2 separate regions of the Homo sapiens genome follow, and region 2 is linked to region 1. A link is a contact called in ENCODE Hi-C or POLR2A ChIA-PET data. All regions are on one chromosome and are shown on one strand. The core of a region is the stretch at or near the end of the contact, and the rest is flanking DNA. Distances in the headings are between cores, read along the strand shown. Region 1 overlaps MYO1D (myosin ID). Region 2 holds the start of RFFL (ring finger and FYVE like domain containing E3 ubiquitin protein ligase).

Region 1 (3,859 bases), core at 1,301-3,800:
CATCAAGTTTTATTTGGTATTGCAGAGTAAGCTTACTATATAAATCAGAACTCTTTCTGATGAAGTGACCAATTTAATCCCAAAATTGAATGTCCTAGAAGGAACTCAGAGAGTTGCAGGACCCTGGGGACTTTAAGCACTAGAACCAAGGACGTGATCACCATCAAGATCCTTTTCTTCTCCTCCCAACCCAGCTCTCTTTCTCCACTCCTCTCAGTCTCTGTGTGCTGGCCTCATTTTTTCCGACAGTAGGCTTCTACACAGGGGAAACCTTGGTCACAGGCAGCTCCAGACTTCCATTATGTCAGCTTAGCATCCTGAAAGAAAGAGAAAGCCTATCTGACTTCAAAATATATGAATCCCAACGGAAGTCTCTGATTGGCCCAATTTGGTTCTCATGCCCTGTACCCAGGCCAAGGCATGGAGGAGAGGGAGCAGGTCCTGGGATTGGTAGATCACATGCCCATCCTCAAGGCTGGGGAGTGTCGGCCTATGCTGGGCAGCACCACCCTGGGTTGCAGTGAGGGAGGATCAGTTCTCCAAAGGGAGTGAGGACAGAGAACTAAAAGAAGGGAGCAGACAGAAACCAATGTCAATTATACTCAATGGTGAGTTGCAGTGAGGGAGGATCAGTTCTCCAAAGGGAGTGAGGACAGAGAACTAAAAGAAGGGAGCAGACAGAAACCAATGTCAATTATACTCAATGGTGAGATACTCTTTTATTAAAAAAAAAAAATTATTTTTAGCAACAGGGTCTCACTCTGTTGCCCAGGCTGGGGTGCAGTGGCATCATCATAGCTCACTACAACCTCAAACTCCTAGGCTCAAAAGATCCTCCCGCCTCAGCCTCCCAAGTAGCTGGGACTACAGGCATGCACCACCACACCTGGCTGATTTTTGCATTTCATATAGTGATGGGGTTTCACCATGTAGCCCAGGCTGATCTCAAACTCCTGGACTCAAGTGATCCTCCCACCTCGGCCTCCCAAAGTGCAGGGATTACAGGCGTGAGCTACTGCACTAAGCCTTTCTTTTGTCTTGAATGATGTCTTTCATTCTTGTCCCAGAGTGTCCTGATGCACCACAATGAAATTATTATATTCTTGGAATTAGACTAGCACTTAGTCTGTAATTTTTTCTCTTCTCATCATGTAATTTTAAAATATTTCCCTATGTTCTACATTACAGCATTTGTTGAGATGCAATTATTATAGTTTTAAAGGGCTTTCACGTACATTATCTCATTTAATTCTCAAAATCTTCTAAGCCATTTTTAAATGTATTAAGCCTATTTTATAGATGGACAAAAAGGCTTAGAGAGGTTCTGTGATTTTCCCAAGACCACAGACAGAGTGTAATGGAGCGGCTCGATGAACACAGATCGGGCTCCTTGCCTGTCCTTGGTGTCACATGCCTTAGATAACTGTCACCTATGTTTTTTAATTTATATTTGTCTCATTGTCCCTGGAGAACTGAGACTCTGCCATCTACTTTTACCACAGAGCTCCACGAAACCTCCTCTAGTGCTGTATACCTTGTGAATGCTGAATAGGTGATGCAGACTGGTAATGAACCAAGGAGTTTAAAACGCTATTGTTCAAGTGGAGATACAGCTGGGAGCCTTTGAGGTTGTGGAGCCCAGGTACAGTGGGAAGACTGCCTGGCTCCCCGTGTTTGTTTACGCGTTGGGAGTCAGCACGGGGCCTCCCCCACGGTGAGGAGCGCTGTCCCTGGAGAGCCTCTTGGAAGGCAGCCATGATCGTGGAGAGGAGTGTTCATGTCTCATCCGGGAAATCTCTCACCGCCTGTGCCCCTTCCCTGTCTTCTCTCAGACAGCCCATAGAAACACATTAGCATCCTGGGCCTGATGCCATTCCTTAAGCAAAAGGCACCTGCCCACCCACATATGTCCATGTGAGTCTCACCCACCTGAAAGCAGCACCCCCTGAGCCCATCCTGGCCACATCCACAAAGCACACCCAGCAGCTCATTGCCCCTGCATTAGAGACACACACACACACGATTATAGAGTTTACCCCTGTGGAAAGTGTTTTCAGATGAAACAGAAAAGGGTCTAGCATCCCTTACTCTGTATTCTTCTTAAGGGAGAAACTTACAACTGCAAAACAGGTCCTGCCCTCCCCACCCGCCCCTTTTCTGGTGGGTTTCTTCCCTCCTCTCTGTCCAGGCAGCTCACGTCTCTGGAGGGACACCTCACCTGCTTCCTGCTATAGCCTCTGCTATGTTCTGTGATGCCTTCTGAGACCCTGCCAGACTACCTGGGGCAGCTTGTCTCATGATCCTCCTGCTCAATTCACAGCTCCCTGTTGAAGTACAAGCTAGTTAACAACAGACACAGATTCAGATCCAAGTGAGGGGTGGGTTGGGCTGTGTGTGTGTGTGCACGCGCACATGCAGAATTTTGATACTGCTCCTGCACATTGCATGTAATGATGTGCAACACTTGTTCTTCTCACTTAGGAGTCCCACCATCTAATGCCTACAGGAAGTAAACCAGAAGTCTCATCCGAGGACACCATCTACCGATCTATGTCAGTTTCCTATTGCCGCTGTAACAAATTACCACAGATTTGGTGGCTTTAAACCACAGACATGTTTTTTTCTCACAGTTATTAAGGCCAGCAGTCCACATTCATTTCACTGGGCCAGAACGAGGGCGTTGGGCAGGGCCTGTTCCCTCTGGAGGCTCTCAGGGAGAATCCACTCCTCCACCCCTCCGGCCTCTGGGAGCTGCCGGCACTCCTTGGTTTGTGACTGCTTCACCCTGATCTGTGCCTCCAGGATCACACTGCCTCCTCCTCCTCCTCCTGTCTGTGTCAGATCTCCCTCTGCCTCTCTTTTAAAAGAATACTTGTGATTGTATCTAGGGTCCACCTGGATAATCCAGGATAATCTCCCCATCTCAGCAGCCTTACATAATCCCATCTGCAGGCCTTTTTGCCACGTACGGTAACATTCACAGGTTCCAGGGATTAGGATGTGGATATTTGGGGGTGGGAGGGCATATTCAGCATCACACACTACCCTTCCCAGTAATTCCCCCGACACACATACACACACACACACATACGCACACACACATATACACACCCCTAAGTTCTACTCAAGAGCTGGCTCTGCTTCTTTCAACTTCCCAGTTCTGAGGAGCCAGCTTCCCAGCTCTGCCATGCACTTCCTACCCATCTCACCCTCTCCCACCTGCAAAGCAGTAATTCCTCAGTGCCTTGCTACCAGCTCTCCAAAGGGCAGAGGAGGCTAGACATCGCCTCTGATCAAGGTACTGGATACCTTCTTCCCCAAAACCACTGGCCCAGTGGGGCAGAAGAGGGCAAGCCTTAAGTGGGGTAGAACCCAAATGGGCCAATTTTACCACCATAAGAATCAAGTCAGCCGGGCGCAGTGGCTCACGCCTGTAATCCCAGCACTTTGGGAGGCTGAGGTATGTGGATCACAAGGTCAGGAGTTCGAGACCAGCCTGGCCAACATGGTGAAACCCTGTCTGTAAGAAAAATACAAAAATTAGCCAGGCCTGGTGGCGGGCGCCTGTAATTCCAGCTACTCAGGAGGCTGAGGCAGGAGAATTGCTTGAACCCGAGAGGCAGAGATTGCAATGAGCCAAGATCGTGCCACTGCAGTCTAGCCTGGGCGACAGAGCAAGACTCTGCCTCAAAAAAAAAAAAAAAAAAGTTGTTTTGCTTTTATGTAGCTTTTATTGTTTTGTTTTATTTTTATAGAGTCTCTCTTTGTTGCCCAGGCTGGAATGCAGTAGCACAGTCACAGCTCACTACAGACTTGATCTCCTGGGCTTAAGCAGTCCTCCCACCTCAGCCTCCTGAGT
Region 2 (3,608 bases), core at 863-3,362, 2.5 Mb before region 1:
CCTCAACCTTTCCACTTTAAAAGGAAGAACTAGGATGGAGTGTGGCTATAATTTGGGGCAGTTGGTTAAAACTGTATCAGAGTCCCAAAGAGGGGAATGATAAGCTGCAGCAGCTCTGTTCACTTGCTCAATGGTGTTTCTCTTAGTCAACTTAGGAGTTCCATGCCTTTGGCCTTCAGGCTGCTCTTTATATAGTTCGTATCTGTCTCCTGGGCATAGTACTGTCTGGATTTTCTCTTTCTTTTTTTTTTTTTTTTTTTGAGACGAAGTTTTGCTCTGTTGTTGCCCAGGCTGGAGTGCAATGGCACAATCTTGGCTGACTGCAACCTCTGCCTCCCGGGTTCAAGCGATTCTCCTGCCTCAGCCTCCCGAGTAGCTGGGATTACAGGCATGTGCCACCACACCTGGCTAATTTTGTATTTTTAGTAGAGATGGGGGTTTCTCCATGTTGGTTAGGCTAGTCTTGAACTCCCGACCTCAGGTGATCCGCCCACCTCGGCCTTCCAAAGTGCTGCAATTATAGGCGTGAACCGCTGTGCCCGGCCCTCTTATTTAAAGTTCGCAAATACAGAACAGGTCAGGAGCTTTTCTAATCATTTTTTTTTTTTCTGAAGGAGGTTCCATATTTGTCTGTACCTTGAGAGTTGTTTCATACTAGAATTTGTAACTTATCATCAACTACAGAAATTTTTTTTAAAGTGTGGTTGAAGAGATAATGGTTGTCAGCTGCTATAAAGATGTGTTTATCATTCAGAAAGGACTAATTAACATGTACTATAGGGAAACTTCTTTAAACAAAGCCATTTTCTGAAAGGAAAACACTGAAGGGGAGGAAATAAAACAGGGAACATTTTATAATACCTTATCAAAGCTCAGCGTGGCTATCCTACTGGAATAATGTAATTAAGGAGAATTAAGTGAGTTGGATAAATAACTTTTTAAAACTAGCCCCTTGAATAGAAAATTAAGTAGTATAGTTTTTAAACTCAAATTCTGTCTGCACGTACATTTTAATTAACCTAACATTATTGAATGACAAGCTGAGTTGGCAGCTACATCCAGAGTTCATGCCATGTGAGACCTACCTTAAAGGATGAACGAAGCTGGGTGCAGAGGCCTCAAATGCCCTGCTAAGAAATAGCTGATGGCCTTGGGGAACTGTCATACATTTTAAGCAGGAAACAGAAGGATCTAATAGGAACTTTAGTTTCTCTCTTGTCAAATTAAAGCACACAAAAAGCAAGGACTTGATCTTTTTTTTTTTTTTTTGTATAACACCAATGTCAATTCTAGCCTGTCAGGGCAAATTCAGTAATTAATAGCTGTTGATGAGCCAGTCATTCTAGATTGATTTTTTAAATAAGCAGGCTAATAAATGAGAATTGACATAAATTTAGGGATGTCTCTTTTCAGAGCAAGTGTTAAGGTGATTTTCATAGTCTTCTGTATTCCCTATGCATCCAGTAGGTGTGATGGTAAATGATTTGGCTTTAGCATAGAGAATGTGGCAGCTGATTAAAAAAAAAAAATTCCAGTGCATCTATCTTAATGAGAGAACTTGAGTTGTCTGAAGAAATAGAGAGGTCAGAGGAGGCCTAGTGGGAAAAAAGAACAATGAGCCTGGTTAGAACTGACAAAAATTCACCCTAATGATTTGACTGGCTAATGATGACTGGGCAAGTTCCCTGAGTCCACTGACCCAGATGTTCTAATTTGTAAATGCAAAGTGACTTATTTATCAGCCTCCTGGGGAAATCTTCAGAGCTGTGAACCTGCTATGTTCAGTAATCTTGCTGGCCCCAGCCCCAGCCTGTTCTCAGATGAAATTTTAGAAACTGGCCACTGGAACTTTTTGGGTAAGGGCTCTGGAGGTGGCCAAGTTACCAGTAGTGGGGGAATGAGGTTTACCTGCCCCCAGTAATCAGCACTTGATTTAAAACAATCAGTGAGCTGCCTCTTCTTTCCTAGGTTGCAGTTGACTGCGGTTGGTTCAGGCTGAGTTGTTTGGGAAGTACAAATTTTGCCCAGCGTGAGTCAGCACTGCCCTGGGTAAACTCCCTGCTGTGTTGCAATCTTGCTTACCAAAGATACATCCCCAGGCGGCACCATTCACTTCACATGAAAGCCGCTGCTCTTGGTTCCTGAGATGATCTCATCTGAACATGGCTCCAGCGACCTCAGCCACAGGAACTAGAGACAGCTTGCTTTCTGTCGTGGCAATGTTTTGAAACTGGCAAAATCAGGTAACCTCAAACTGTTTTCTTAAGTTTCATTAGCTAGATGAAGCTGCATTAGAAACTGGGAAAATCCTGTCTTCAGAAGTGAGTCAGGTTTTTTTTTTTTTTTTTTTTTTTTTTTTTTTTGAGACGGAGTTTCACTCTTGTTGCCCAAGCTGGAGTGCAATGGTGTGATCTCGGCTCACTGCAACCTTCACCTCCCGGGTTCAAGTGATTCTCCTGCCTCAGCCTCCCAAGTAGCTGGGATTATAGATGTGCGCCACCATGCCCGGCTAATTTTGTATTTTTAGTAGAGACAGGGTTTTGCTGTGTTGGTCAGTCTGGTTTCGAACTCCCAAGCTCAGGTGATCCACCCTCCTCAGCCTCCCAAAGTGCTGGAATTATAGGCATGAGCCACGGCCCCCGGCCAGAAGTTTTCTTTCATTTGAGTTCTGGATGTGGAGTTAGGTCCAATTAAATCACTGATTATATAAATCTTAGAAAAGTAAAACGTTAGGTTTACAGCTTTATCCGTCATTTGCTCTTGTATTTTGTTTTTTTGTGTGTATCTTGTGAGAAACACTTTAGTCAAACTAAGCCATTGTTAAAGGAAAAGAAGTGAAGGCATTTGGTTGCCTTCCTAATAACTAAATATTGAGTTGTGGAGAACACTGTCTTATCAGTGAGTTTGTTCCCATATTCCTTTCTGAATTAATAGGAAGAACCTCCCTCATCTCTAATTCTACTAGGCTACTACTCTATCTCCCTCCTGCTTTTCATCGCCAAACTTTTGAGTCCTTCACCTAATCAGACTATGATATCTCTAGGTAGTCGTCACCCTCCAAATTACGTTTCTGCTCCTTATAATTCCAACAAATTGCCCACGTTCTCTTTCACCTCAGACCTTAGCATATGTAAGCGTTCTTTTACACACCTTCCCCAAGCTTAATCTGGCCAACTGGTTTCAGCCTAGAAGTCACCTCTTCCATGAAGCCTCTTCTTACTTACCAGGGTTGAGTACTCAGGAGAACCTGGTATTTACTCCAATCATAGTATGTATTGAGAATCAGGGTCTGCTTTGCTAGAATTGTATCCATGGTACGTTGCACATAGTAGGTTCTCAGTAAGGGTAGAATGAGCAAGAGCCTGTACTGTACTTTCTCAACTCTGATCCTCTCATCAACTCTTTTTTTTTTCTTCTGAGAGGAATCTTGCTCTGTCACCCAGGCTGCAGTGCAGTGGTGTGATCTTAGCTCACTGCAACCTCTGCCTTCCTGGTTCAAGCGATTCTCCTGCCTTAGCCTCCTGAGTTGCTGGGACTACAGGTACGTGCCACCACGCCCAGCTAATTTTTGTATTTTTAGTAGAGACAGTGTTTCACCATGTTGGCGA

What was found. Hi-C counts contacts between places; a loop is a spot of excess contacts on that map. ChIA-PET counts read pairs that join two places held with the same protein, here RNA polymerase II (POLR2A). Pooled maps may share reads with other maps.
Region 2: a map with no recorded cell type shows a loop between it and region 1 (8-fold over the local background). The contact joins the promoter of RFFL here to the enhancer-like site in region 1. A Hi-C loop is called at or near these places in 1 of 168 maps with a recorded cell type or tissue (naive thymus-derived CD4-positive, alpha-beta T cell), 5 of 37 single-sample maps with no recorded cell type and 8 of 50 pooled maps. POLR2A ChIA-PET finds 5 or more read pairs at or near these places in 1 of 52 experiments (activated naive CD4-positive, alpha-beta T cell).

What each region holds. Positions count from the first base shown.
Region 1 is chr17:32,527,687-32,531,545 of GRCh38, reverse strand. All of the region lies in intron 21 of MYO1D (myosin ID), which reads left to right. Among named protein-coding and RNA genes, the nearest start is that of CDK5R1, 43 kb to the right of the region's middle. Within about 2 kb of position 2,550, at least 2 of the 41 ENCODE cell types and tissues checked have a DNase peak (open chromatin) inside an H3K27ac peak, as active enhancers do.
Region 2 is chr17:35,062,211-35,065,818 of GRCh38, reverse strand. It overlaps RFFL (ring finger and FYVE like domain containing E3 ubiquitin protein ligase), which reads left to right and starts at 2,112. Exons shown (of 7, transcript NM_001017368.2): 1 at 2,112-2,243. All of the region lies in intron 5 of RAD51L3-RFFL (RAD51L3-RFFL readthrough), which reads left to right. RefSeq lists enhancers at 1,931-2,030, 1,480-2,275, 1,362-2,561 and a silencer at 2,271-2,340.